5 separate regions of the Homo sapiens genome follow, and all the other regions are linked to region 2. Evidence: chromatin loops called from intact Hi-C (ENCODE). Cell type or tissue: heart left ventricle. All regions are shown on one strand. Each heading gives the region's core, and the rest is flanking DNA. Links, peaks and the distances in the headings are about the cores only. Region 1 overlaps SPEG (striated muscle enriched protein kinase). Region 2 overlaps DNPEP-AS1 (DNPEP antisense RNA 1). Region 3 holds the start of SLC4A3 (solute carrier family 4 member 3). Region 4 overlaps SPEG (striated muscle enriched protein kinase). Region 5 overlaps ASIC4 (acid sensing ion channel subunit family member 4).

Region 1 (5,753 bases), core at 670-4,669, 73 kb after region 2:
AACCAGACATCGTGTATGTGGTGGAGGGACAGCCTGCCAGCGTCACCGTCACATTCAACCATGTGGAGGCCCAGGTCGTCTGGAGGAGGTGGGCCCCTTTCCCACATGTGGCAGCCCAGGTCTGGCCCAGCCTGGCCGGAATGCCCTGGGGCAAGATCTGGGTGACCTCCCTGTCATGTGTCCCCTAGCTGCCGAGGGGCCCTCCTAGAGGCACGGGCCGGTGTGTACGAGCTGAGCCAGCCAGATGATGACCAGTACTGTCTTCGGATCTGCCGGGTGAGCCGCCGGGACATGGGGGCCCTCACCTGCACCGCCCGAAACCGTCACGGCACACAGACCTGCTCGGTCACATTGGAGCTGGCAGGTGGGTGACAGCGGGCCTTCTTCCTAGCCTCCCTCCAAGGCCCAAAGCTCTCTACTCACACCCCCAGGTACACAACCTGCCTGACACTGCTGCAGATCCAAACCCATGTCCTCTGGTCAGGCCTGTCCATGTCATGGCTATACAAATACCATATTAGTAATAATGACAACAATCATACTAACAAGATTTATTGGCCAGACGCGGTGGCTCACACCTGTAATCTCAGCACTTTGGGAGGCCGACACAGGTGGATTACCTGAGGTCAGGAGTTCGTGACCAGCCTCGCCAACATGGTGAAACCCCATCTCTACTAAAAATACAAAAATTAGCTGGGTGTGGCGGCAGGTGCCTGTAGTCCCAGCTACTTGGGAGGCTGAGGCAGGAGAATCACTTGAACCTGGGAGGCAGAGGTTGCAGTGAGCCGAGATTGCTCCATTGCACGCTAGCCTGGGCAACAAGAGCAAAACTCTGTCTCAAAAAAAAAAAAAAAAAAAGATGTATTGAGCCTAGTATGTGCCAGTCTCAGTACTAAGCACTTTACATGTATTGCCTCATTTAATGTTTACATCAGCCTTGTGAGTTGGGGTTGGTTATTATCCCCATTTTACAGATGAGGAGACTGAGGCCGAGGCTAAGAGTAACTGGCCCAAGTTCACAGAACCTAATAAGTACAGGAGCTGGGTTCAAGTGTGGCTGCCTGACTCCTAGCTCCTGTGTTAAACATAATAGGAAATAGTATCTCAGATATAACAAACATGGGAAGACCAAGTTGGTTTTTAAAGAAACCCATGGGCACATCTTATCACCGAACTGCCAGCCCTGAGAATCCTGGCCGCCCTTCGGCACAAGCCTGTTTGACAGAGCCTCCCAATGTTTGCAGCAGCAAGGATTCTTTTTTTTTTTTTTTTTTTTGAGACAGTCATCTCACTCTGTCACCCACACCATCTCGGCTCACTGCAACCTCCACCTCCCAGGTTCGAGTGATTCTTGTGCCTCAGGCTGCCAAGTAGCTGGGACTACAGGCTTGCACAACCACGCCCAGCAAATTTTTTGTATTTTTTAGTAGAGATGGGGTTTTGCTATGTTGGCCAGGCTGGTCTGGAACTCCTGGCCTCAAGTAATCCGTCCACCTCGGCTTCCCAAAGTGCTGAGATTATAGATGTGAGCCACCGCCTCGGGCCTTAGGATTCTTTTTATAATTTTTCCTTTAAAGATGTAGTTTCTCAAACTAGTTACTACCTAATGCATTAGGTAGTAACTGTTTGGTTTTCTAATTTGTTAATTAACTCTAGACATATGTAACCGCCACTCAGAACTCCTGATCAACATGGGCTAAACAGGGTTACCTGCTGAGTAAATACAATTCCAACCAAAAGCAAAGAAAGTGACATTTTACTTAGCACAGGCAATCTTATCATGGGTAAATGGACATTTTCTGGTGCTTTCAAAAAACCATTGAAGCTCACTTGAAACTTTCCGGTGCTTTGACCTTCATAGACTGCCCCCACCACCTCCCAGCCCATGGGGGACAGGATTCCTAGAGGCGAGGGGAGGCGTCTGTGAAGTGGAAGATAAGTGGCAATAGGGTGTGTAACAAAGAGACAGGGAACGCTTCTGGCCGTGCTGTGAAGATGGTGGGGGTGCTGGGCGCTCTTTTAAGTGTCTCCCTCCTTGCCTGCCCTGTCCCTAGCACTCTCCACTCAGTCACCACTTTACTCCTTGACAGTCCATCTTCAGGACTCACCTTTCTTCCCAGATATAGGAGGAGCCCTGAAGTTTGGGGAGCCCCTGGCCCTGAGAGCCCTGCAGCACAGCCTAGCTGGAACAGTGACCGATGGAGCCCCATTTGAGCCCAGCCAGTCAGGGCTCTGATGGGGCTGGGGCTTGCACTGACACCCCTATTCCACTAGACCCCACCCAGCCACACCCAGACAGGGCAAGTGGAGTGGTGGCCCCCCTTCCTCCACGTCAACCTCACTGCAGTGTCTTCCCCACCCCCGGGATGGCCTCCCCCGTTGTCTGTGTGCCTGTGAAGGGTGGGGGTCCACACCCGGCCGCCCTGCCTTCCCAAGTGCCTGACTCATCCTACTTCTCCTCAGTCTGAGATGCTCAAACACGCTGGGGTGGGGGGTGGGGGCTGGCGGGGGACACCTGGAAGTCACAGGCTCCTTTGCAAAGCACATTGCAATGTGTATTTAATTCCATCATGAGAATTAGAAGCTGCTTTACCAGGAAATCATATGACCATGTGATATGTATGGAGAATGAAATCACAACCACATGTGGGAGATACTGAGAGTCCATTTCTAGATGGTTTGGTTAGTATTTGGGGGTTGTTTGTTCATCTTGCCATCTCCCAGATGCTATTAATAGAAGCCCCTCTAAACATTTTTCAAAGATTCAGTGAAAAAACTTCAAGGTAGAGGCAATGCCATCCATGAGCTTAATTCAGGGTCACAGGCTGAGCCACCTGCAGGGGCCAAGTTCAGGTAGTCAGAAGCCAGCGGGTGGCCCTGTGAAGAAGGGCGGCCACCCACAGGGGGCAGCATTGGGCCACTCCTCTCCCGCGGATTCATGCAGCGAGGGGAGCGACTCAGGATGGCCAGTCCTGATTTTTCAAGAGAGGCAGGAAATCCAGATTTCTTTTGTGTGTGAAAATCTCCTAATTTCAAAGCTGCCAAATTAATACAGAAGGTCAAACAAAGCAAGCCTGCACCTTGTGCCAGGTTTCCTCAGATTTGGAGAACATCACGTTTGGATTTACGGGGCGGGGCGGGGCTTGGTCCAGGCAGGGAACTCTGTTGTCCCAGTTGGTGGGGGTGGGGGGTGGTGGCTTGCAGGGAGGCGGGGGTCTAGCGTTCTGACTGAGCCAGTCACTGATGGGGGATCTTGGGAGGGGCTGAGGAGGCAGGGTAAAGCCAGCCCCTAGCCCCTTCTCTTCCCACCCCTATCCCCATGTGTTTCAGAGGCCCCTCGGTTTGAGTCCATCATGGAGGACGTGGAGGTGGGGGCTGGGGAAACTGCTCGCTTTGCGGTGGTGGTCGAGGGAAAACCACTGCCGGACATCATGTGGTACAAGGTCAGAGTGTGCTGCTGGCTGAGCCTGGGGGAGGGAGGAGGGGCTCCCTGGGGGCGTGGGAGGGTCCTGGAAGGCCTTAGGAGGGCGGAGCCCGGGCAGAGGCGTGGTTAGGAGGAGGAAAGGGGCTGCAGAGGACTGACTAGCTGAGGGGTGCAGGGCTTTCTGTGGGAGATAAGGGAGGAGCTGACTCTGGGTCCTGGTGAGAGATGCGCTGCCCAGAGTAGGAGATGAGGCCCTGGCCCCAAGGTAGAGATGAGGCCAGGCCCAGGCTGAAGGTGAGACCCCACTCTGCAGGACGAGGTGCTGCTGACCGAGAGCAGCCATGTGAGCTTCGTGTACGAGGAGAATGAGTGCTCCCTGGTGGTGCTCAGCACGGGGGCCCAGGATGGAGGCGTCTACACCTGCACCGCCCAGAACCTGGCGGGTGAGGTCTCCTGCAAAGCAGAGTTGGCTGTGCATTCAGGTAGGCAGGAGTTCCGGAGAAAGGTAAAGCGCACACCCCCTGGAATCTGATGTGACCCTCCATGCTCTGCCCAGGAAGCAGCCAGCCCTGGACTCGAGCCACCACACCCCCAGCCCAGCACCCCGCCTTGAGCCCCCAACATTCTTGCACCTCTTCTCTCTTCTTCTTCTGTCCACCTGTCCCAGTCTCTGGCCTGCTTGCTTTCTTCCCCTCCCACCTAACACCATGACATCTCTGCCCCAGCTCAGACAGCTATGGAGGTCGAGGGGGTCGGGGAGGATGAGGACCATCGAGGAAGGAGACTCAGCGACTTTTATGACATCCACCAGGAGATCGGCAGGTGTGGGGCTAGGAGGGAAGCCAGTGGGGGCCGAGAGAGGCTGCTGGGTCTGAGGGTTGGGAGGGGTGGAGAGGGCCACAGTGATGGCTGATCTCTGACCCCCTCCCTGTGTCAACCAGGGGTGCTTTCTCCTACTTGCGGCGCATAGTGGAGCGTAGCTCCGGCCTGGAGTTTGCGGCCAAGTTCATCCCCAGCCAGGCCAAGCCAAAGGCATCAGCGCGTCGGGAGGCCCGGCTGCTGGCCAGGCTCCAGCACGACTGTGTCCTCTACTTCCATGAGGCCTTCGAGAGGCGCCGGGGACTGGTCATTGTCACCGAGCTGTATCCTGGGACAGGCTGGGGGCTAGGGGGATCCATGCCTAAATGACTGGTCCTTGTAACATCCAATAGGCAACATGTTTTACAGTTTACAAAGTAGTCCCAATTGACAATTGGGAGGGATACATCTGGAGACTTCTATGAAAACCAACAGTTTTAAGCCCATTGTTAGCTTAAATTTTCATAGCATTTAATGTGTGTGCCTGGCAGTGTTCTAAGAGTTTTACAAATATTAACCTATTTAATCCCATATATTCCTATCTCCTGGAATTTTATTATTAACTTGTATTATCCCCATTTTACAGATGAAGAGACAGGCATGGAGAGGTTAAATAACTTGCCCAAGGTCACAGAGCTAGCACATGGCCTATGCTTTTCATCATGAAATGCAGTACAATGCATCTGCATATTTGTAGTGACCCCATTTCAGATCAATACTTGGCTTTATTTAGAGGCTGTTTTCATAAGGAACAGATTTTACCCTTTCATGAAGGCTGTGGTTAAGCAAAGGCACATTGAGGTAAGGATGCTGGGTGATTGGCTCATCACCCCAGTAGCAGGGTGACCGTAACCTGCACATGAGCCTCCTGCCTGCACTGTTTGAATTCAAACCTCAGCAAAATGACAAATTATTCCATGTCATGGATCTTCTAGGTCATTCTCAAATAGAGTCAAGAAGTTCCATCCACAGTCAACAAAATTCTGCTGTAATTTGATCCCTATAAATGCTTTACAGGGTGGGCAGGAAAGGAAATGTTATTCCCATATTACTCCTGGGAGAACCTAGGCTCAGAGAAGTGAAGTGACTTGTCTGAGATCCCATAGAAAGTGGGAGTTCAAGCAGGGATGACCCACCTGTGCCCTCAGAGGACAGGAGGTGGGGAGGGGGTACACGTGGAGGAGCGGAGAGGCAGTCTCTGGCTAGTATCAAGCATTCTGTAAGGGGAAGGAGAACCCCGTGCTGAGCTGGGACCTGCCCTGAGCGCTGGGCTGGGCCGGGCAGTTGGCACTGGGCACTGTTCTCCTTGATCTGGGATGTAGCTGCACAGAGGAGCTGCTGGAGCGAATCGCCAGGAAACCCACCGTGTGTGAGTCTGAGGTGAGGGCAGTGGGTGGCAGGGGCCAGGTTGGGCACCAGCCTTCACCCACCTGAGCTTTGAGAACCAACAAATGGGTCCTGAGTGTGCCAT
Region 2 (5,753 bases), core at 1,099-5,098:
CAGAACTAGACAGGCCCCGGTTACCTTGTGGTAGCCATTGAGCCAGCTGTTGGGGACGAACATGATGGAGAGGCTCCGAGCCATGGTGACCTGCTCACCTCCTCCCAAGGCTGGAGTGGACAGGCCTGAACCGTGTGCCTTTTTTGCCGGATCCTTCCCCTGCCTTGGGCCCCAACTTGCAGGGCTCTCCGACATCCCTAGAGCCCATTATGACATCACCAGTGCAATTTGAAGCAGTAACATCCTCAGGGCACCCCAAGCCACAGGCTGACGTATGGTGGCCAACGTCTAAATGTTGACACCTGACCTGGGGGAGGGGTGTCTTGTATTCTGGGAGGCTAAGAATAGAGACTTTCTTCTTTCCTTGAAGAACTCCTCCCTCATTCTCTATTTTGGCCCCTTTGTTTGCTTCCTGCCAGCCAGTGCTCTAATTATTTCACTTATCCGTGTTTACTTTTTTATTATCTGTCTCTCCCATCAGAATGTGAGCTCCAGGAGGACACGACCCTCCCTGTTTCCTTGTTCCCTGCTGTGTCCCAGTACCAAGCACAGTGTCTGATATAGTAAGTGCTCGATAAAGACTTTCTGGGGCATGAAGACATGAACGAGAGGCTTCACTCACTCTGGTCATCCATTCATTTATTCATTCGAAATGCATGCCTGGTGCATCTGTTGTGGGCCAGGCTCTTGTCCACCTGAATAACTCCCATTTCTGCCCTGAGAAAGCTGCCAGCCTGGTGGCGGGTTGCTGGAGACACATCCTTTGTGTCATGCACTCTGACAGGGGCTATCTCTGAGCTCTAACAGAGATGGGGTTGCTTGGAGGAGCACGCTGTGGCAATGACAGGCTCTTAAACCAGAGCAATGGTATCTCATCTAGCAGGATTTCCCCCGCCTGATTCAGGGAGCCCCATCTGCCCCGAGGCCTCTGCCTGTGCTGACAACCACTGCTGCTTGTTTCTGCTAATATTGCAGCAGGGTGCTTCTATAGAAGCAATCTATAAAACACCATTTACAGCCATAACTGAACCACAAAAATCAATCCCGAACGCTCACTCCCATCAACAAACATGCTTTGAGGGCCTCCTGGGTGTGGGGCACAGTTTGATGGTGCCCTGGGAGTCAGAGGGATGAGCAAAATGAGGACTCTGCCCCTGGGGGAGGAGGGGTTTCGAATCTCCCAAGGGAGACAGGCCACATGGGAATGGGATAATTACTGGACTCGGCAAAATCGTGGATGCCAAGTAGAGAATGAAGGCTCTAGAACTGTGCTGGCTAGTACAGCAGCCACCAGCTATGCAGGGCTATTGAGCCCTTGACATGTGGCTACACCTTCAAGTACCTCTCACATTGAGAAATGCTATACCTATAAAACAATGTGCCACTGGATTATGTACAAAATGTATGAAATATCTCCATTTTAAGATATTGCTTACAGGTTAAAATGATAGCATTTTGGATACATTGTTAAATATACTATCATTGCTATATTAGTAACATTAATTTCACCTGTTTTTATTACTTTTTTTTTTTTGATACAAAGTCTCGCTCTGTCACCCAGGCTGGAGTGCAGTGGCACCATCTTGGCTCACTGCAATCTTCCCCTCCTGGGTTCAAGCAATTCCCCTGCCTCAGCCTCCTGAGTAGCTGGGATTATAGGTGCCTGCCACCACGCTTGGCTAATTTTTGCATTTCTAGTAGAGATGAGGTTTCTCCATGTTGGCCAGGCTGGTCTCGAACTCCTGACCTCAAGTGATCCACCCGCCTCGGCCTCCCAAAGCGCTGGGATTACAGGCGTGAGCCACTGCGCCCGACCTGTTTTTATTACGTTTTAAAATTGCAGCTACTAGAACATTCAAAATGACATACATGGCTTCCATTGTATTTCTGTGAGACAGCACTGGTCTAGGAGTAGAGGACCCAGCAGGGCACCAATAGCCTGTGTGACTGCAGCTGCAAGAATTCTGAGGAAATGGGACAATGAGGAACCTGCAAGGGGAAACTGAAGATGGGTGTGGGGAGGACAGTTGAAAAGTTTGATCATGAAGGGAAGGAGGGAGGCGGCAGTTCCGGGAGGCCACCAGGGTCCCAGGGACAATCAGTAATAGATGTTCACCAGGTCTTCCTCTCCCTCCTGCCATCTTCCAGAAAGATAGACCCTGGGCACTTGCAGACACCCCCCCACCACCCACCCCCTGCACACCCCTGGCAGTGCTCTAGAGTGAGCCTCCTTCATTTCAGTCCTTGGCAAGGGGGAGTGAGCCAGAGATGGCATTAAGCTGCATGTGGCTGCTAAGTCATGGTAAGTAACAGCCTTGGCCAGGCCATCCATTGCAAGGTGGGTTAAAAACACATCTCTCCTCCCTGACTGCCAGCTCTGGGCTCTGGGTAAAGGGCAATGGTGGGGAAGGAGAGATCAGGGATTCTGATATAGATGCAGCTGGGAGTTTGGTCAGTGTTTGAGATCAGGGAGGATTTTTCAGAGCAGCAGTGTGGCCCAGGAGGAGGAAGTCAGTTCCCTGACCTAGCCAGAGAAAGCTCCCATTATGGACACGTTTGGTCGGGGGAAATCAGGCAGCCTGGATCTGATGTTCATTTCTCTGCCTGTGCCCTCCCCCTCAGCCACACAGAGAAGCTGTAAACACTCGAATACAAGGATTAACTCTGCGTGTGGTGTCTGGGACATTATGAACAACTCTTGGTGGCTGTGTTTGTGTCTGTGTTAAATTGATCTTTTTAACCCCCAGCACCTAGGACGTGAGGCTGCCAAGCTTGGTATTCAATAAATATTGATGGATGAAGGAACAATGGAAGAAAGGAGTGCATGGGTAAACAAATGACAAATATGTCAAAGCACGGATGCAGATTCTTAGAATGGGCTAATGCTGTTTTCTGCTGGATTTTTGGATGTGTACAAACGAGTTCTCTCACAATACAGATCCACAGTGTCTGGGTCAGAGGAGAACTGATGCTCCGCATGGCATTTTACCATCCTGCCTGCCTGCCTGGGGCCCTGGGCCCACAGGCTTTGGGGAGAGTGTATGGCCAGGCTGCAGCCTTCCTGGGATAAAGCTCTGCCTTTTAGTCTCTTATCCTACTTTTTAGAAGCCCTTTAAGGTCTTTGTTAAAGGAAATCTAATGTGAAGAATTCCAGGAGAACTGGATAAGCCTGACTATGGGTGGGCGTGACTGAATTACTTCCCGGGCTGGCTAAGGAAGGCCTCCCCCGAAGTGCATCGGAAGCCTGCAGCTTCTCCTTATGGCCACTGGAGGGCACTTGGACCATGAAATACCAGATCGTCTCGGCGTCCCAGGTCTTTGGAAATGTGTGATTCAATTCAGCAAACGTTTCAAAATCATCACTATAAAGATAGCGCTTTTGTGTTGAACATCCAATATGGCGCTAAACACCTTATATATATGTGTGCGTGTATATATGAACTTGCTTAATATTAACTACAATTGTTGTGAGTTACTTAGGCTATTTAGGAAAAAAAAATCAAGGCTTAAAGAAGTCAAAGTACTTACCCAAGATTGCTTAGCTAAATAAAATTTGGGAGTAAGGACTTGAACTCAAGCCCTTGGGCACCAACCATAAGCAATAGGTGCACACAAAGCTGAAATGAGGACTCTCTTATAAGCAGGAAGACGCACACACCACACAAATATTATTGTTCCTCAACAATTTACACATTCTGAAATTGGAAGATGACTTACAATTTGTACATTACATGGTAATGTTTCTTTTTTCCCTTGAAATGATGTTATTAAATAAATGAAGTGTCTCACAATTCATGGTGTCTTAACTTGGAGGAAATAAAGTCATAGTAATACAAGGCAGGGAAAGATAATTTTCATTTAACATTTAAATAGCACTTACTATGTCCCCAGAACTATTCAAAGCACTTTACATCAAGGAACTCAATGAATCCTCACAGGCACCCTCTGAGAAATGCATTATCACCCTCATTTACAGATGAGGAAATGGAGGCACAAGGAGGAAGGCAATTTGTCCAAGGTCACACAGTGAGGAAGAGCTGGGATCAGGGTCTCTGGTAGTCTGTTTCCAGTCTGGGCTCCAAACCACTCTGGGCTCTGAGAAGAACTTGGGAAATGAGGCTGGAGCTGGCCGTGAGAGGGAGACGGTAAGTGTTGCACTGTGGTAAGAAATGCCCTGTGGAGGTGAGGGTGTTCCAGGCAGGGGAAAAGCATGAGCAGGCCAGGCGCGGTGGCTCACGCCTGTGATCCTAGCACTTTGGGAGGCAGAGGCAGGCTGATCATCTAAGGTCAGGAGTTCGAGACCAGCCTGGCCAGCATGGCAAAACTCCGTCTCTACAAAAATATAAAAATTAGCTGGACGTGGGTGGCAGTAATCCCTACTACTAGGTAGCCTGAGGCAGGAGAATTGCTTGAACCCGGGAGGCAGAGGTTGCAGTGAGCTGAGATTGCGCCCCTGCACTCCAGCCTGGGCAATAGAGCGAGACTCCATCTTGAAAAAAAATAAGAAATGCCCTGTGAAGGTGAGGGTGTTCCAGGCACAGGAAAAGCTCAGCAAAGGCTGGGAAGCGGGAAAGCACCAGGTGAGGATTTGGGCTGGGCTTGGAAATGGGGGCTCGGGCCTCAGGCCTGGGCTACTTAGAGGCCGGGACAGCAGAACAGAGTCTTGCAGAGCCAGAGCGCCCTGGGGCCTCCTAGGGGTGGGGAAAAAGAGAGGAGTAGAATGTTGGGGCAGGAGGGTGGGGGTGCTTCAGTCCAGGGAAGAGCTGAGGCCACTCTGCCCCAGCCACTCTCCAGGGAAGGGCCATTTGGGAAGTGCAGCGTGTGCTCAGGAAATGGCCGGATTGGGTTACTGGCAAGATTAAAGGAGCTAAATCGGGCCTGGGCTTGGGAGAGGTGTCCAAGAAGGGAACTGCCCAGGACCAGCAGCTGGAAGACCAGGAGAAGCAGCCTGGGACCTAGGGGTGGGGGCAGGGATCCTAGTCCAGGCCGGAAGCCCTCTCAACACCAAAAAGCTAGAATGTGGGGTCACCAAATAAGGGCCTCCTCACTTAGACGGGGCTGGGGCTGGGGTGGAGCCCCAGAGGAGAAAAGGAGAGCTTGGGAGAAGTTGGAGCCTAGATTCAGCCCAATTCTGAGCTGGTGTCTGGAGCTCCAAGCCCTTTTCTGGCTGGGGAGTGGGGGGCACTCTTGCTTGTAGGGTGTTGGTGGGAGAGCTCACTGCACAGCACAGAGGAGCTGCTGGAAACAGCCTGGGGCCCTCCAGCGCCCTCTCAGTCCCAGCACCAGCCTGTCCGCTCCTCTCTGCCCGATCCCTCTCCCAGCCTGAGTGGCAGCACCGGCTGTGGCCCCTCCCAGCCCCAAGGGCAGGCGGTCAGTGGTCTATTCTGGTATCCAGGGTGGCTGGGGCACCTGGGAGAGGGCAGAGGGAGCACCTGCCCCATCTCTTTGAGGCCGGATGAGGTGGGGGCATTAGGAGGGCCCTTTGGGATGGTTGGGGTATACCGTTCTGACTGCTGTGGGTGGGAAGAAAGAAGGCCAGCACTCTGCTTTCAGCAAATTGTAACTCTGGGGATCTTTAGTTGGGAAGGGAAATGTATCTGGGACACTCCTGATGCGCTCTGGGAGCATCTGGCACTCACGAGCTTGGGCAGTGGGAATCCCCAGGGGCTGGCAGTGGACCCCGGAATCTTTTTGGAAACTTGAGGCCACAGATCAAGCCTGGACTTTGGTCTCAGTCCTCCTGGCAGCCTCTC
Region 3 (5,652 bases), core at 1,653-5,652, 220 kb after region 2:
GCAGTCAGGATGACTAGTTGGAAATAACAGCCACTTTAAGCTGGAAGGGAATTTACTAAAAAATAATGAGGATTAGAGGGTATTCTCGGGAGGAATAGAGAGCAAGGACTTAATGACCAGCTATAACATGAGAACTTCTCTGCCTTCCATGCCTGCAGAAGTCTGAGTCTCCTGTGCACAATGCTCACTTCTAAATTCAGGTCTTGCACAGGTGAGTCTGACTGGTGGAACCGAGGTCAGTATCTGTGCCCTGGCTGCAATGGTTTTCTGGCTTCTATCTTGGCAAGAGAAGACTTATGAGAAATGACCAAAATGTAAAAGTGGGTTTTCAAAGATCTGGGTGGCCACAGATGACAGATATCTGCCATACTGGTCTAGTTCCCAGCACGCTGGACCCGCAGAGTGATTTCAGGGAACAGAATCAGAGGAATCCACCCGAGGGCTTCTGGCCCATTCATGGGGAGCCCAGAGAACGGTGTGCTTTGCCTCCAAATCTGGGTGGTGTGGCGGGATGGCTCCTGCTCCTTCGGACCTAAGGGACAGGCTGTGGTGCTGCTGCATGTGCAGACAAGTGTCCTATGCTGCCAGCATGCAGGGTGGGGACATTCCTGTGAGACTGGACTGTGAGGAAGGGTGTGACAGTTGGCTACTGCTCTAAGCTGGCCTGTCGCTGGCTTCAGCCTTTGCTGTCACCTTTCCTGTCACCATTTCAGTGTCTACAGGCTGTAAGCTAGAAGCTGACACATACCCAGAGTGGCCATCCTTTGTGCATGCAAGGAGTGCTCTTTTGTCACAGAAATGAAGACCCCATCGGGAACACACTGTAGGGGACTGACAATTACAGGTGCGCCGCAGGCAGGATGTCAAAGACGAGAGCGGGCCTAATGAAAGCATGCGTTTATGTCTAATAGGATGAGTTGGTGGGTGTCAGCATCATCTTACTCCCCCCAGCCTGGAAAGAAAGAGATAAACATGGGTGTCTAAAGGCTCTTCAAGGGGAGATTTTACTCCATCATCTCAGAGGGGTGGAGGAGAGAGGAAGGTCTGTAAGGGTAGAGAACGAAGCCTCAGACTCTGGGTGGGGTGCGGGTCTCCAACTGAAAGAATGGGGGTCTGGGGCTACCAAAAGTTGAGGGCCTGTGCTCAGCATCCTCTCTGGGGTGGATGGAACCTCAGAGGGACAAGTCCTGTGACACCCTTATGGCATCTTGGTGTGCAGGATGTACATGGCCTGGTACACCAGGGGTCCCTGGTTGGCAAGACCCTTCTCAGGCTGTCTCAGTATTAAAGTAACTGCTGTCTGACTTTACAGACTAGAGGAGCGGGGCTGGGAACACAATGTCGAGGTGGATTGAAGACCAGAGCCCCTGTGCAATGCCGACCAGGAAAGGTTCCAAGGCTCTTGAGTGTCTCTAAGGACGTGAAGGCCCTACCAAAACAAAATTCAAGGTAGGGACTTGGAACCACATTGCCTGGCTCAGAGGAATAAAGAATTGGGATAGCTCTGGTTTGCTAGGGCTACTGTAACACAGTATCATAAACCCAGTGGCTTAAACAATGGAAATCTACTGTCTTACAGATCTGGAGGCTAGAAGCCAGACATCGAGGTGTCTGCAGGGCTAGGCTCTCTCTGAAGGGACTAGGGAAGGATCTGTTCCAGGCCTCTCTCCTAGCTTTGGTAGTTCCTTGGCTTGTGGCAGCATAACTCCAGTCTTCACAAAGCGTTCTCTGAATGCACGTCTCTTTGTCCAAATTTCCCCCATATATATATATACATATATTTTTTTTTTTTGAGATGGAGTCTTGCTCTGTCACCCAGGCTGGAGTGCACTGGCACGATCCCTGCTCACTGCAACCTCTGCCTCCTGGGTTCAAGCAATTCTCCTGCCTCAGCCTCCTGAGTAGCTGGGATTACAGGCGTGTGCCACCACGCCCAGCTAATTCTTAGTAGAGACAGGGTTTTACCATGTTGGCCAGGCTGGTCTCGAACTCCTGATCTCACGTGATCCACCCGCCTTGGCCTCCCAAAGTGCTGGGATTACAGGTGTGAGCCACCGCACCTGGCCAATTTCCCCTTTTCACTGGAACACCAGTCATAATGGATGAGTCCACCCTTATCTTAACATCTGCAAGAACGTTATTGCCAAATAAGGGCACACTCTGATGTACCAGGGGTTAGGACTTCAACGTATAAATTTTGGGGGACACTACTCAACTCCCAACAGCTGGGTCTCCCATTCTGAGTTTTGGGGCACAGCTGTGCTCTGCCTAGGCATAGCTGATTCCCACCCTAGGAATTCCCACCTTGGGACTCACCATGTGAGACTTAGGAGGACAGTTCATCTCTTTCAGTTAAAAATTTTGTTTGTGGCTTGGAGAGTCACTTCAATACATGGATAATGATGCCCAAACCTGTCGGCAGCCTGCTTTCCAGCTGTGACCATGGCAGGTAACGAGCCTCCCTGAGTCTCCACTGTCCTCTGCCGACCAAATGGGAATCATAACAGCTCCTCTTATTATTATGCCTGAGACGAGGCAGCCAGTCTGGAGAGGGCCAACCTAGCACAGGACTGTGAGCACACACAAGACAATGTGGGCGTCCAACAGATCCTAGCTCCCTTCCCCTTGGAAGGCTATGCACACAGAAAATCTTTCCTTGGGTTGAGCTGAGATCTAGATGAGGCCAGGGGTCAGACGCGGTGAAGTACCAAGGTCACAGGGCTGTTATGGCATCGCACTGTGTAGAAGTCCAGTTTCATTGATCTCGGGATAGGGGCCGATTGGGGTCCAGTGGCTCCTTCGAAAGACCTTTTGCCCTTGGAAAATGAGATGTGACCTCAGGGATAGGGGGAGAAGGGAGAGGAAATGTGGAAACGGAGCCACACAGTCTTAGAGTTGCATAGAACTTTGGAACACCCCTATTGCAGGCCCCTCTCGCTACAGCTGGGGAAGCTGAGGCGGGAGGAGGGGAGGTACTGTGTCAAGGTCAAACGTTGGGTGGTGCCAGGCGACAGAAGCCAGGCCTTTGAGAGGCAAGGCTGTGGTAGAAATGAAAGGGGAGGTGGTGGGTGCTTCCAGGGGTCTGTGAGCTCCGTTCCCAAGACTGGAGGGGCCTGTGTCTGCGGAGGGGGTGGCTTCCTGGGCTCTGGAGGGGAGGGGAGGCTAAAAGCAGGGTTGGGGAGCGAATCTGGGGGATTGTGGGAATATCGGGCCGCGCCCCAGCCCCCAGCGATGCGTGGGGCGCCTGGAGAAGGGGCGCACGGGCAGGTGGGGTGCTGCGGGGCCCGCGCGTGGGGGCCGCGCCGGCCGGGGCGGGGTGAGTCACGGCCCGCCCGCTCCCATTGTGCGGCCCGGCGGCGGCGGCGGCGGCGGCGGCGGCGGCGGAGGTGCGGAGCGGAGCGCGAGGAGGTGGAGCCGCGGGCTGCGGGCTCCGGCGCCTGCGTCCGCCCGGCCAGCCCGGCTCTGCGCTGCGAGAGGCCGGACGGCAGTCGCGGCTGCGCTCGGGAGAGAGCGCGGGGGACATGGGGCGCGGCGGCCCGCCTGGGCCTCGCAGGCTCCGGAGCCCCGAGGTACCGCGGGGCGGGGCACGCCGGGCAGGGCGGGGGACCCGGGCTGTCCCGGGCGTGGCTGGGCCTCGGAGGGGCGCTTGGGCCGGGAGCGTGCATCCGGCTCCCGGGTGGGGGGCGCCAGCGCAAGGAACCTGACCCCGCCCTCCTCCCCCAGGGCTCCCCGCTAGGCCCCCTCAGTGGCCCCTCCTTCTCACCTGGGTCTCGGGTCCCCTAGTGAGCGAGAGCGTCCCCAGCCGCCTACCTGGCCATGGCCAACGGAGTGATCCCGCCGCCCGGGGGCGCCTCCCCCCTACCCCAGGTGATCGGCGCGCGCGGGGGCGGGGGAGAGATGGGGGAGGAGAGGGGAGGGACCTTAGGGTGGGCAGAGGAGTCCTCTGGCCGACCCCGGGACCCCCCAGATCCAGGGATGAGCTGGGCTGGGGGTTACGGAGAAAGAGGGGGGTTTTTGATATTTTCCAGATCCGTAGCCCTCTCTCTTTACAAGCTCTGGGAGCCCAGAGAGGGTGGTTTCTGGGATGCTGACACAGGCCTGGGAGCAAGGGGAGGGGGCCCGATGGTGTGAGAGCCTGCTGAGCTCCCCCAACTAGGGCTTGGAGTTGGGGTGGGTGTGGGGCCTTCATGGGTCAGGGGTCCTTAGCAGAGGCCGTCTGGGCCTGCAGGTCCGGGTGCCCTTGGAGGAGCCCCCTCTAAGTCCAGACGTGGAGGAGGAGGACGATGACTTGGGCAAGACCTTGGCTGTGAGCAGGTTTGGGGACCTCATCAGCAAGCCCCCGGCCTGGGACCCCGAGAAGCCCAGCCGCAGCTACAGCGAGCGGGACTTTGAGTGTGGGTAGCCTGGGGACCCCTAGTGCGGCCGCCCTCGCCACCATCACCTTCATCGCCACCATCACCGCGCTCACCTCCGGCTTGGTCACCCAGTGCCATCCTGTGCCGGACACTGTGCTGGACTCTGTGCTGGGCCACATGCCGTGTTCAGTCATCCTGCCTCCCCCACCCATCGCCTGTCCGCCTGCCTGGGGAGGTGGGCCCCAGACCAGGGGAGATCTAGGGAGCTGGGCCTGGGCCCTTCCACGGTGACCTTCCCCTTCCCCTTCGTCCCCACTCACTCCCTCCTTGTCCCACCTCGGCTAGTCCAACTCCGCCTTTCCCCTCCTTGCTGTATCACGTCTCCCCTCCCAGCCCCCTTCATGACCTTCCCTGTCCATCCACCCTCTCCTCCCACTCCACCAGACCTCATCAATGACAGGCACGTGGACACAGGTGTTGGGGGGTCATGGCCCTGGAGGAAGGACTAGGGTGCCCTTGTTTGCGGCCTTGAGCTGGAAGGTGTGTGCCCTCGGGTGGGGAGGGCCCCTGTTTCTGCTGTGGGGGCCTCAACCGGATCTCCTGCACCCCCAGTTCACCGGCACACATCCCACCACACCCACCACCCGCTCTCAGCGCGCCTGCCTCCACCCCACAAGCTGCGGCGGCTGCCCCCCACCTCTGCCCGGCACACCAGGAGAAAGAGGAAGAAGGAGAAAACCTCTGCTCCTCCCTCCGAGGGGACCCCTCCCATCCAGGAGGAGGGGGGAGCTGGAGTGGATGAGGAAGAGGAGGAAGAGGAGGAAGAGGAAGGAGAATCTGAGGCAGAACCTGTGGAGCCCCCCCACTCAGGGACCCCACAGAAGGCAAAGGTAGGGGCTTCCCTTTGGAGGGGTGGCAGGTCAGGGGTCAGGGAGGGGTACAGAGAGGAGGAGAGGAGTGCGTGTTGGGGGCCTGTGTGAGGCTGGGTAGGGTTGGGGGCTGTATGGTAGGTCGGGGCAAGGCCCCAGGGCACATTCTATGTCTGCAGTTCTCCATTGGAAGTGACGAGGATGACAGTCCAGGCCTCCCTGGGAGGGCTGCTGTCACCAAGCCCCTGCCCTCGGTGGGCCCACACACTGACAAGAGCCCCCAGCACTCCAGCAGGTACTGGCTGCAGCCTCTACTCAGCAGGGCCCAGCCCAGAGCCACAGGGTCCAGAGCTCCTGGCAGTCACCTCCTTCCTGACCCTGGGGAGTGTCCCCAGCTCTGACCCTGAGAAAAGAGGAGCAGGGTGTGG
Region 4 (5,753 bases), core at 1,027-5,026, 57 kb after region 2:
ACTCCGGCCTGGGCGACAGTGCGAGACTCTGTCTCAAAAAAAAAAAAAAAAGAAAAGAAAAAGAAAAAAAAGAAAAGAAAAAAGAAAAATTAATCACTTCTGGGGCTAGGTCAGGCTGACCATGTGAAATGATCTGTTGGCTTGTACATTTTGAACTAAGCCTGAAACATTCTCAGTCCAAGGGGAAACATTCATGTCAGCACCCTGTGGAAATGCCCACCTCCTGGCCAGCCGTGTCCTCCCTTTCCCTGACTTTTCCGCAGTGGGGTTACCACAGCAGACATTTCAAGAACTGCCTGTGGAGGACCTACTGAAACAGCACATGTGGAGGGCCAGCTGGGAAGGGCCAAGCCACAGGCAAATGCTTGCTAACCTGCAGCCTATCACTCCCTTCCTCAAGAATCATAAGGAGGAAAAACCGTTTATGGACTGGGTGCCGTGGCTCACACCTGTAATCCTAGCACTTTGGGAGGCCAAGGCAGGTGGAACACTTGAGACCAGGAGTTTGAGACCAGCCTGGCCAACATAATGAAACCCCGTCTCTACTAAGAATACAAAAATTAGCCAGGTGTGGTTGTGGGAGCCTGTAATCCCAGCTACTGAGGGAGGCCGAGCCAGGAGAATCGCTTGAACTTCGGAGGTGGAGGTTGCAGTGAGCTGAGATTACACCAGTGCTTTCCAGCCTGGATGACAGACTGAGACTGTCTCAAAACAAAAGCAAAAACAAACAAACAAAAGAATTGTAAAGAGTCCGCCTTGCCTACAGAGTAAAGGCTGCACACCTTTGTGTGGCCTCTACCATCTGCACCCATAGGGCAAAAGGAGCCAGAGGCCTGAGGCTGGCCCTCGGGTGGCAGTGGGAGGCACCTGCTTGAACAGTGGATGCTCCACTCCTTACTTCTTTACCCAGTTTATAGACAGACAGTTGAGCTATAGTCCTCTGCACACATGGCTTTTGCTTCAAACTTTTCCGCATGCACTTTCCTCTGCCTGGAATACTTTTCCCTTTTTCCTGCAAACTGCAATTCCAATACTGCCTCTTCCTTCAGTTCTCTCTTTTTCCCTGGGCCAAAAGTCATCTCCCGCCTTCTATACTCCCACGCCCCTTACCTGCTGCTCTCTTGCTACCTCATACTTCCTGCTTGCTCTTGTAGTCACTTGTGTATCTGGTTTGTCTTCCCCACCACCCAGAAGGCTCCTGAGGACATGACCATGTCTTTGCCACTCCTTAGCACTGGCAGCTGTGCCTGGGGGCCCTCCTGGACAGTTAGGGGCTGTGTGGACTGCAGAGCTGTATGTGAGGTGGCAGTGAGTAGGCAGAGAGCCCCATGACTTTTCAAGCCCTTGAGCAACGTGGGTGACACACAGAGGTGAGGCTAGGCATGACACCCAGCCACAAGGGTCATGAGGCTCTGCCTATGAGGGGAGCTTGGCAAAGAGACCATGGAGCGGTGGTCCTCAGAGTGAGGCCCCCAGACCAGCAGCATCAGCATCACCTGAGTATGTGTTAGAAATGCAGTTTCTTTTTTTTTTTTTCCCAATAAGCGTTTTGCACTCTTAAGAAATGCAGATTATTGGCCCCAGCCCCGACCTACTGAATCGGAAATTCCGTGGGTGGGGCCCAGCACTCTATGGTCTAAGGAGCCCTCCAGGTGATTCCGATGCACAGAAAACCTTGAGAACCACTGCCATAGAGTTAGAGATTGTGCCCAAGATGGGAGACCAGGTCATGCCAGGGGAAGCACATGGGCTGTGTAGCCAAACCTCCTAGGTTCAAAGCTCTGCTCTGAGGTTGAATGGCCCAGTGAAGGGGGCTTAGTGATACCACCTCTTAGGGCTGTCCTCCTCCCATAAAGATCAGCAGTGGTCCCTAAGCTTTCATGTGCCTAAGAGTCATCTGGGGTGCTTTTTAAAATGCAGTTTCCTGACATCTCATTTCAGAAAATCTAATTCTGCAGGCTGGAGTAAGGTTGAGGAATCTATATTTTAAATAAGCCCGAGGTGGTCCTGATGTGAGTAGGTCAAGTAACATTCTGAGAAGCCCTGAAGCAAAGGGCTGTGTGCGACACCTTTTATGTACTAGATAATTCGCAGTGGTGGCTGCAACTCTGTCTATTGTGAGAACACATCAGGGGACGCTGAAACAGTTGGGGTCGGTGGATGTGCTGGTCTGAGGAGAGGGAGTTCCCTGTGTGCTTCCTAACGCCAGTATTTTCATCAAATGAGTTTGACCTGAGAGTGATGTTGAAAGGGCAGACATGAGCATGGGGTCAGCGTGGGGGATTGGGAGCCAGTGTGAAGGGGCGGTACTTCCGTGGTGGGTTGTTCGGGGCCATTGAGTGTATGTGCCTATTAGGTTTAGGGGGGCACCTGCCCCCTCCTTCCTGGCTGGTGTAACTGTGTTTGCCACAGTGAGAGTTGGGCTTGTGGGTGCAGCAGGGCTGGGATGTCAGGGACTGGTTCCAAAGATGGTTTTTGCTATGTGGCCAGGGAAAAAACTAGGTGGCACCGGATTCTGGTATGGAGCCTCAGGAATCCTCGATCAGCTTCCTTGGTCACTCACTTTTGGAGGTATGGAGGGGCAGAGGCTACTGCCTTGTCTGGAAGAGGCCTGGGCTGCTCTGACAGTCTGTCTCTCCAAGGGGCTTGAGGATGGGGGTCTGCTTCATGGCTAGATGCCCTCCAGCATGCTGTTCCCCTGGGCACCACCAGGGGTCTCTGAGGCTCCCTGCAAACCTTGACCATCTGGCCTTCAGCTCTGCTTCCGTTCCCAGTCCCTGGGCCCGTGAGCCTCCTCAGTACTGTCCAGCCTGGAGGTGACCCTGGGGCAGGACTCCAGGCTCCATAGAGGGGTAGGACCGCCCACCTGCGGAGCCATGCCTGTGATCTCAGCATCAAATGCCTTAAGCACCAAATGCCATTCTGACTTCCCTCCCCAACCCTACCTCAAGACAGCCAGCCTGAACCGTGGGCCCCTCCTCTGCCCGGCCCCCAGCCCTCCTTCCTTACTGGCCATGCTGGGAAACACAGGTCATGGCTTGGGAATGTGGCCCCGGGTTGCGGGGTGAGGTGATAGGAAGAGGGAGAAGGACATGTGACCCCTGCTCAACAGCCCCCTTCTCTCAGGTTCTGTGTCCAAACCCTTTCCCCATCCCAGATACAAATGGGTTCTCATGATAAGGGGCCATTTGGGGGAGGCAGCCCCCGCTGTCCTCTTTAGCGGGGCTAAGGTGGGTGGCGGGCAAGTTGCCAACAGGTGCCCTGGCGGTTTGGGTAGGAAGGCTGGATGTGGGCTTAGGCCCTGTGGTGGCTGCTGGCCAGACCTTCCATGGCAGGGATGAGGGGGCAGAGGTGGGATTCTGGGCCCCCTCAGATTCTTCCCCCACCTCTGTGAAGGAGGGCAAAGATCTTGACAGTTCTCCGATTTTCGGGGCCAAAGAAAACAGGTATGCCCTGGCTCTGTAGTATTTGAGGCTCGTTAGCGCATTCCCCGGTCAGGGATCTTGGTGGTTCCGTCAGAGCAAGGGGCAACACAGGGAACATTTCCCACGGGCACCTTCTTTGGTGGACGTGTCAGAACAAATGGGTCAGGGCAAGTGTCCCTATTGGCACAGCGCAGTGCCACCCCTCCCCTGTCTTGCTCGGGGACGGAGGCCCCACACCTTGAGTCAAGGCACCGCAGAGCGGGCTTTGCTCTTGTCAGGGTCTGAAGCTGTAAGGAGAAGAAAGGCAGATCCCGCGGCTTGGGAGTGAGCAGAGTGGCTAAATCCAGACGGCCGCGCTCCGCCCTCCCTCCCCTCTCCCCTCTCCTCCCCCTCCACACCAGGGCCCAGGCTGCCTGTGGTCTCGGCAGGCACCACCTTCCTAGCCAGCTGCCTGCCGGCCTGCCATCCAACCTCCTCCTTCCCCTCCTCAGGCGCCTTCCCCTCCCCCAGGGCCTTCTCCGTGCAGGGCCTCAGCTGGGTCAGCCGAGTGAGTGGGGCTGGGCAGGCTGGACAGGCTGGGCTCCTGCTCCCTGGGGAGCCACGCTGGGGTGGGCAGTGGGCAGGCAGCAGGAGGGCCTGGTGCCAGGGCAGAGCCTTCAGGACAGGCACAGGCTGGGGTCTGTGTGCAGAGCCTCGGGGTGAGTTGGGGTACAGCCCTGCTGGGGGCTTGGGGTGGGGGGACCCTGGGGAGAACCTAGGGGGCTGTGGCAGTTTCATGTCTGTATTTGGCAGTCGGATAGGAGCCAGCTCAGCGAGACTGGGACCCTGGCCAGTTGCAGGGGAGGGCGTCAGGGCCCTGGGGACACCCCTCCCCCAAGGCTGACTCTGGTGCCCCCCTCCTCTTCCCCCAGGCTGAGCTGCCCTTTTTGGTGGATGACTCCAGCTCTGCTTTCCTATCCCTCGAGCGTTTGGGGGTGCAAGCTGTAGGGCTGTGGCCAACAGGTGCCCCTGGGGTTTGCACGGCAGGAAGCTGAGAAGGGAAAGGGGGAGGGGCAGGCTAGATAGTGCCGCCTCATTGGCCCTGGACCGAGGTCGGGATGTGACTTGTCTGCGGTGTGTGTTCCTCTGCACCAGGCCCAGCTCACCCAAGAAATGGGCGTCCTAGCCATGCTGCTCCAGGGTTCCATAGACCTGCTTCCCCTGCTTTTGGAGCCTGCAGTTGGTAGTTTAGGTCTCTAGTCCATGTCAGGAATGTGGGTGCCCTGCTCCAGTGGAATTCTCCCACCAGGCCCAGGAGTGGCCCCTCTGCTGCCCGAACCCTTTGCCCCAGGCCTTTCCCTATGGTGTCCCCTCCTGGGAGGATCAGCAGGGTCGGTGTTGGCAGAGCCAGTGGCAGAGGAGGTTCCAGGGGCTCAGGGAGGGGAAGAAGCTGGGCGAGGTCGCAGGAGCCTGGGGGTGAAGTCAGGGCAGGGCCGGCCTGCGGGGAGCTGCCGCAACTCCTGGGCTCTGGGCGACATTCCAGCCAGCTCTCCCAGGCTCTCTGCTCGCCTTCCTCCCTGGTAGCTATCTCTGTCTCTCTCCAGGTGGGTCTACATCCCCTTTCAGCAGCCCCATCACCTCCGACGAGGAATACCTGAGCCCCCCAGAGGAGTTCCCAGAGCCTGGGGAGACCTGGCCGCGAACCCCCACCATGAAGCCCAGTCCCAGCCAGAACCGCCGTTCTTCTGACACTGGCTCCAAGGCACCCCCCACCTTCAAGGTCAGACCCCTGAGGCTGGGGCCTAGCCTCCTGTGTGCCCCCGTTCCTTTGGGTGCCCCCTTGTTCTTGGGGCCATGCCTAGGCAACATCAAGACCTGGAACTTTGCTCCCATTCAAACCCTCTTACCCAGAGCCAGTCTCAGCCTGGCTGTGGAAGAGTCCTCCGTCTCAGATTCCACAGCCCCCAGGACCCAAGGCTCTGCCCTGTCTTCCCCTGACACTTTGGGGTACCCCCTTCAGGTCTCACTTATGGACCAGTCAGTAAGAGAAGGCCAAGATGTCATCATGAGCATCCGCGTGCAGGGGGAGCCCAAGCCTGTGGTCTCCTGGTGAGTAGCCGCACTTTCCACCACCCACCAGCGACTCTATGCCAGGCCTGGCTCTGGGAGGTCTGGCTTTGGGTGGAAGGAAATGGAATCTTGGTGGGCTTCCCCATGATCTGCCTCAGGGGCCTCATCTCAGGGACAGCAGTGTACTCCCCCCGGCACCCTGTCCCTTGCCCCATGTTCCAGGCTTATTTAGGGCTTCCCCTTCTGGGGAGGGGTTTGGGTCTCATGTCTGTCCATTTG
Region 5 (5,753 bases), core at 1,343-5,342, 130 kb after region 2:
AGAGACAGACTGAGATCAGGAAACAGAGGCTAGCGAGGCAGACAGACCCAGGCTGGGGTTCAGGCCAACACTAAAGGGGAGGTGATCAGAGAAGGACAGGCAGGTGCTGGCCAGAAGGAAGGTGGGGGAGGGGACCTGAGTGTCAGTGTACAGCACAGACATAGTCCTGTCTAGGAGCTGTCAGCCAAGGCCGGGAGGGGCTTTGGGAGGACACATGCCCCAGCTAGGGCCAGGAGCGTGGACCTGGAGCTAAGGCAGAGAGAGAGGGAGGGCCAGACCAAAGGAGGACATGGGGGTCTGAGATGGGGACACGGCCCAGAGGCTGAGAGCTGGTGATCTGGAGATAGCCCCTCTGCCATCAGGACACTCCCTGGCCCACGACCTTCCCCTTTCCGTGACCGGACCCTGGACTCTCAACTCCTTTGCATACTGCCCCCTCTTCCTGGGCCAGTCCATGGGGAGGGAGCAGTGGACAACCTGTGGGACCTTGTGGCAGAGCTGCCGTGCCGTCTCCATGGAAGAAGCTGTGGGCTGTGCTGCCACCAGAGTTCTGCCACTTAGGAGCTGATGGCTCCACCCACCCCTGCCTGCCTGGCCCAGGGACTGTCTCCTGGGCAACGCTGTGCTCTGACCAGCAGTCAGGACTGACCCGGGCTGTGCAGGTGGCCTCCTCCTGCCAGTCTGGCCAGTCCGTTCCCTGCAGAGTATCCCTGAGACCCAGACAACTTCCACCCATCTCCCTTTGTCACCCCGACTCTGCACAGCCACCTTGAGGGTTTGTGTGCCAAGGAACCACCACCCTCGCCAGCTGGGCATTCGTTCTGCCCTGTGTAGGGTGGGCTCGGTTCCATGTAGCATGTGTCTGTGTGTGTCTGTTGGAGGTACCAGGTAGGGACGCTGCCCCAGCCCCTCCGAGAGTCAGGAGCCTCCAAGAGCCATTCATTCACTGAACACCCACCAGGTGTTCTATAAGCACCTACTGTGCTTTGACCTGGGGTTCAGTTCTGTTTGAATCTCGGCTGTCATTTATTTGCTGTGTGCCCTTAGCCAAGTCACTTTCCTTCTCTGAGCTTCAGGTACCTAATCATTAAATGGGGGCAAAAATACTTAGCTCATATGGGTTTCTTGGAGACTCAAAGGAGAAAATAGATCAAAAGCACCTATCACAGGACTTGGTACAAAGTCGGGATGTTTGATAGTGTTTGCTTTCCTTCCTCCCACCTCATACCTCCTTCTGCAAATCTCGCTGGGCTCTGGGGATGCCAAGAGGGAAACAGGACTCCTGGTCACATGGAGTTCATGGTCCCATGGGTGAGGCTGAGCTTCAGAGACACCACAACGGTGCCTGGCAGTCAGGGCTCCGCCGAGGTGGTGCTGAATGCTGAGGGACATGAGTGAGGAGCTCATAACGTGGGTACCCCACGTCGCCCATGCCTTCTTTAGCCTTTCAACTGGAGCATATACGCAAAACTGGCTGTGTCAGCAAGAGCTGATTCTAGCATCTTCTTGGTTTGAAATAGGAAGAGGTTGAGTACTTTCAGATTTCTACAAATACTAATATATGCCTCCCATCAGCATTTCCCACACCACCAGGACCCAGGAATTTTGTTTTTCTGTTTTTTTGAGACAGAGTCCTGCTCTGTCACCCAGGCTGGAGTGCAGTGGCGTGATCTCAGCTCACTGCAACCTCTGCCTCCTGGGTTCAAGCGATTCTCCTATCTCAGCCCCCTGAGTAGCTGGAACTACAGGAGCCCGCCACCACACCCAGCTTATTTTTGTATTTTTAGTAGAGACGGGAGTTTCACCATATTGGCCAGGCTGGTCTCAAACTCCTGACCTTGTGATCTGCCCTCCTCAGCCTCCCAAGTGTTAGTGTTGGGATTACATGCGTGAGTCCTGGGGTCTGGACTTTTTGTTGTTGTTGTTGTTGTTGTTTTTTGAGATGGAGTCTCACTCTGTTGCCCAGGCTGGAGTGCGGTGGTGTGATCTCAGCTCACTGCAACCTCCACCTCCTGAGTTGAAGCGATTCTCCTACCTCAGCCTCCTGAGTAGCTGGGATTACAGGTGCCCACCATGACACCCAGCTAATTTTTGTATTTTTAGTAGAGATGTGGTTTCACCATGTTGGTCAGGCTGGTCTTGAACTCCTGACCTCAAGTGTTCTGCCCTCCTTGGTCTCCCAAAGTGCTGGGATTACAGGTGTGAGCCACTGCACCTGGATGGGATAGAGGAATCTTGCACCAGGCCCATTTCAGAGTTCCTCCACCTCCAGTGACTTGCGATAAGAGCACAGGTCTAGAGTCGGGCTGTCTTGCTGGGTTCTCCTCCTTTACCTAGTGCCTTTCTACTCACAGTGTGGCCCATGGACTCTCAGCCTTGTCCAGCTCCCTCCCCACATCTGTTCTACCAGACTCTGCACTTTAAAAAGATCCCCCTGATTTGTGTGCACAATAGTGTTTAAGCCCTGGGCTTGAAAATCTTGGGAAACCAGTTGAATTCTCTGAGCCTCCATTTCTTTCTCTGTAGAATGGGGAGATAATAGTACCCACCTCACAGGGTAGTTGTGAGGATTCATCCAGATAGAACATGTGAAGCGTTTAGCACAGTGCATGGGGCATACTGAGTGCTCCTGAGCTGTCCATGACACCCACTCCTGCCCCACAGATGGATACATAGCAGGGAGGAGGGCAGGGGTGATACCTGTGGGGTCAAGGACTTGAATCTGGGAGCTGGTAAAGGTGTGTGGGGGATGTTGAGGGAAGGAGAGGACTTGGGGGACAGGAAAGGAATTGAAGAGAAGCCGATATGGAGAAGAAAGGGTGAGGAAGGTACAGAGGAACGATGCAGGAGGGAACGAGGAATGGGAGAAGAGAAAGGGACGGGACTGGGGCCCATTCCTGTCTCATCTACCTGGATGGGGCTGGGGCAGGAGCTGGATCCCGAGGTAGGCTAGGCTTGGAGTGGGGGGTGCCAGCAATGGTTTGCAGGAGCAGCTGGAGCCTCGCCCCTCGATGAGGTGCACCTCTCCTTCTTCCCAGCTGTGTGACTTTGGACGTCACTTCACTTCTCTGAGCTGTGATGTCCTCATCTGAAGTAGTTGGGATAACTACACCTAGCTGGTACTGAGGGGATGTGTGCAACGGTAGACGGCACTGTGTTCTGTAAACTCAGGGTGCTTTGTTTGTGGTGCACACGTTTTTGTTTCGGGAACGGGAGGCAGGGTGGTTGGGTGGTAGAAGAACTGTGGGAGAGGGGAGGATCAGGGCTGCGACTCCCAGAGCACTGCAGCAGGGTGGTCTACTTCTCAGGCATGGGGACTTCACCCTGCCCCCTAGGAGGTCTCAGGAGGACTCTCAGTTGGTTCGCTGCCCTCCACCCAGCCTCTCTCCCTTCTGCACTCCCCCTGTGTAGCCAGGCATTCAGGATCTCTTTTTCCTTCCACACCGCTTCCTGCCATTTCTTCCAGCTTTTACCAGTGGGAAATGTTCCCAAGGAGAGGGGAGGGGGAGCGGGAGAGAGTGATTGAGTGCGCCGACCCCTTGCCCTCAGGGAAGGTGCTGCCTGTGATGGGTTTGACCCAGGGGCTCGGCTCTGTTAGGGAAGCCTGGCAGGGGGGAACTAGAACCCGCCTCTCCCTCAGCCTGTTCTCCACCCCTGCCGCTGCGCAGCTCCTGGTGGCAGCTAAATCCCCAGCGGGAGCCTGGGCTTCCATCTCCGGGGCGCCAGCGCCATCTGCTGTCCATGCAGGAGAACTCTCCGCAGAGGAAAAGGGAGCCGGGCTTCTGTGCGGCAGAGACTGCTCATTCAAGTGTCCCTTGTGCCCTGCACTGGGCCAGAGGCTGGGGACACCAGACAGGCTCCTGCTCCTGTGCGGCATACATGCTCATTGAGGGAGATGGACAATGGACAGGAGACAAGTAGATGAACAAGATCATCTCAGGTCTTGATAAGTACCTTGAGCAAACCAACAGACATGTGGATGCATGGACGGTGACACTGAATGTGGCCGTGTGATGTAGGAGTGTGACATGCTGAGGCTTCAGTGATGGGCAGCTAGCCATACCATGAGTGTGTGTGCGGGGGCATTCCAGGAGAGGGGACAACAACAACAAAAGCCCGAGGAGAAAAGGAGTCCAGGTGTCTGAACTTGTCACAGACATGTGGGGGAGGTGGTGGGAGAGGCAGGCAAGGGCCACATCACATGGGCACTTTTGGGTTAGGGAAGGAGCATGACTTCATTATGTGGGAAATGGGAAGCTATTGTTGGGTAAGTCAGTTAGTGGTTTCATTGGATCTGAGCACTGTGGACTGGGCACCATGGCTTCCGGTAGGGAGGGGCAAGGGTGGACCAAGGTGGGAGAGCAGTTAGGAGGAGATGGCAAAATGAGGGTTGCTGGAGAAGGAAGGAAAGTGGATGGATTCTAAATGTATTTCAGAAGTGGGCTGGAGGCTGGATGTGGTGGCTCATGCTTGTAATCCCAGCACTTTGGGAAGCCAAAGCAGAAGGATTGCTTGGGCCCAAGAGTTCAAGACCAGCCTGGGCAACATAGAAAGACCCTGTCTCTACAAAAATAAAATAAAAAGTAAAAAAAAAAAAATTAGCTGGGCTTGGTGGCATATGCTTGTAATCCCAGCTGCTTGTCAGGCTGAAGCAGGAGGATGGCTTGAGTCTGGAAGGTTGAGGCTGCTGTGAGCCGAGATCGTGCCACTGCACACCAGCCTGGGCAACAGAGCAAGACCATATCTCAAAAAAAAAAGAAGAGAAAGAAGTGTCCCAGGACTAGCTGTTGGCTTGGATGCAGGAGTGATGGAAGGGGAGATTTCAGAAATTCCGACTTGAGAAACTGGGTGGATATAGTGGGGTGGTTTACTAGGGTGGAGGAAAACGGTGGGGGGAAGGCAGGGTTTGGGAAGGTGTTGATGTGCTGTTGGGTTGGAGATGCTTTCTAATCATCTAAGGGAGGCCATCAGTAGAAAAGTTGGCGCTGATTGGAGAGGCTGGGCTGTACATTGCTTGCTAGGATACGGGACTGGAGTGTCCAAGCAGATCTGGTGGCCCTCAGCAGGGAGCAGGGAACTTCGGAGTTGCCTTGGCCACTCCTTTCATCTCCCCTCCTGCTCTCTCACCCCACCTCCCAGGTCTATACTCGCTATGGGAAGTGTTACACCTTCAACGCGGACCCGCGGAGCTCGCTGCCCAGCCGGGCAGGGGGCATGGGCAGTGGCCTGGAGATCATGCTGGACATCCAGCAGGAGGAGTACCTGCCCATCTGGAGGGAGACAAGTACGCAGGCCGGAAAGGGACAAGGGCCACCTTGGGGACTGGGGCCTGGGCCCTCTGCCTGGGATGGGTTTCCAAAGGTCCCCATCTCTGCTGTGCAGATGAGACGTCGTTTGAGGCAGGTATTCGGGTGCAGATCCACAGCCAGGAGGAGCCGCCCTACATCCACCAGCTGGGGTTCGGGGTGTCCCCAGGCTTCCAGACCTTTGTGTCCTGCCAGGAACAGCGGGTGAGCATCTCCTGCTAGGCCCTGGATTGGGCACAGGGCTCGCCTTTGGGCTCAGAGGGGATGTGGAGCAAACCTGCCCTCTAGAAGCTCAGAGCCTGCCAGCTGTGTTGACTTTGCTGGGGCTGTGGGCACTGGAGGACTGGGTGGGATTCCTGAGCATGACCTCATCATGCCCCACCTCTGCAGCTGACCTACCTGCCCCAGCCCTGGGGCAACTGCCGCGCAGAGAGTGAGCTCAGGGAG

What was found. Hi-C counts contacts between places; a loop is a spot of excess contacts. Peaks named below come from ENCODE experiments on the same cell type or tissue, not always from the same donor. Only the 100,000 strongest peaks of a DNase experiment are listed, where the experiment ranks them.
Region 1: it touches region 2 in a loop (2.6-fold over the local background); 16 of 110 quality-filtered maps call a loop at or near these places.
Region 3: it touches region 2 in a loop (2.5-fold over the local background); 6 of 110 quality-filtered maps call a loop at or near these places.
Region 4: a loop joins it to region 2, with 2.1 times the contacts of the local background. A loop is called at or near these places in 41 of 110 quality-filtered maps.
Region 5: it touches region 2 in a loop (9-fold over the local background); 107 of 110 quality-filtered maps call a loop at or near these places.

The regions. Positions count from the first base shown.
Region 1 is chr2:219,473,540-219,479,292 of GRCh38, forward strand. SPEG (striated muscle enriched protein kinase) reads left to right here. Exons shown (of 41, transcript NM_005876.5): 17 at 1-88; 18 at 189-364; 19 at 3,331-3,443; 20 at 3,738-3,906; 21 at 4,150-4,246; 22 at 4,366-4,566; 23 at 5,605-5,662. Among named protein-coding and RNA genes, the nearest start is that of SPEGNB, 20 kb to the right of the region's middle. RefSeq lists enhancers at 1,711-2,418, 3,126-3,833 and a silencer at 2,748-3,042. In heart left ventricle, for the core only: a CTCF peak has its summit at 2,891 (motif pointing right); DNase peaks (open chromatin) are centred at 2,905 and 4,492; H3K27ac peaks cover 1,535 bases.
Region 2 is chr2:219,399,842-219,405,594 of GRCh38, forward strand. It overlaps DNPEP-AS1 (DNPEP antisense RNA 1), which reads left to right. Exons shown (of 4, transcript NR_183823.1): 3 at 482-563; 4 at 2,748-3,791. It also overlaps a transcript of DNPEP not described here. Among named protein-coding and RNA genes, the nearest start is that of DNPEP-AS1, 14 kb to the left of the region's middle. RefSeq lists an enhancer at 3,249-3,348. In heart left ventricle, for the core only: a CTCF peak has its summit at 3,255 (motif pointing right); no DNase peak of the experiment used is centred there; H3K4me3 peaks cover 114 bases; H3K27ac peaks cover 1,535 bases; H3K27me3 peaks cover 138 bases.
Region 3 is chr2:219,624,177-219,629,828 of GRCh38, forward strand. It overlaps SLC4A3 (solute carrier family 4 member 3), which reads left to right and starts at 3,454. Exons shown (of 23, transcript NM_005070.4): 1 at 3,454-3,569; 2 at 3,724-3,867; 3 at 4,229-4,394; 4 at 4,968-5,245; 5 at 5,404-5,519. The coding sequence starts at 3,817. It overlaps LOC124908064 (a long non-coding RNA gene), which reads right to left and starts at 3,834. Exons shown (of 2, transcript XR_007088701.1): 1 at 3,764-3,834. RefSeq lists enhancers at 3,957-4,659, 4,660-5,361. In heart left ventricle, for the core only: CTCF peaks have their summits at 2,485 and 3,840 (motif pointing right); a DNase peak (open chromatin) is centred at 3,724; H3K4me3 peaks cover 2,836 bases; H3K27ac peaks cover 3,877 bases; H3K27me3 peaks cover 1,205 bases.
Region 4 is chr2:219,456,874-219,462,626 of GRCh38, forward strand. SPEG (striated muscle enriched protein kinase) reads left to right here. Exons shown (of 41, transcript NM_005876.5): 7 at 5,009-5,184; 8 at 5,425-5,513. Among named protein-coding and RNA genes, the nearest start is that of SPEG, 25 kb to the left of the region's middle. RefSeq lists a silencer at 3,809-3,989. In heart left ventricle, for the core only: CTCF peaks have their summits at 1,370 and 2,706 (motif pointing right); DNase peaks (open chromatin) are centred at 2,768, 3,828, 4,268, 4,508 and 1 weaker place; H3K4me3 peaks cover 1,138 bases; H3K27ac peaks cover 3,764 bases; H3K27me3 peaks cover 883 bases.
Region 5 is chr2:219,526,619-219,532,371 of GRCh38, forward strand. ASIC4 (acid sensing ion channel subunit family member 4) reads left to right here. Exons shown (of 10, transcript NM_018674.6): 2 at 5,140-5,284; 3 at 5,383-5,510; 4 at 5,697-5,753. Among named protein-coding and RNA genes, the nearest start is that of ASIC4-AS1, 12 kb to the left of the region's middle. RefSeq lists an enhancer at 5,625-5,753. In heart left ventricle, for the core only: a CTCF peak has its summit at 3,739 (motif pointing left); a DNase peak (open chromatin) is centred at 3,723; H3K4me3 peaks cover 308 bases; H3K27me3 peaks cover 1,451 bases.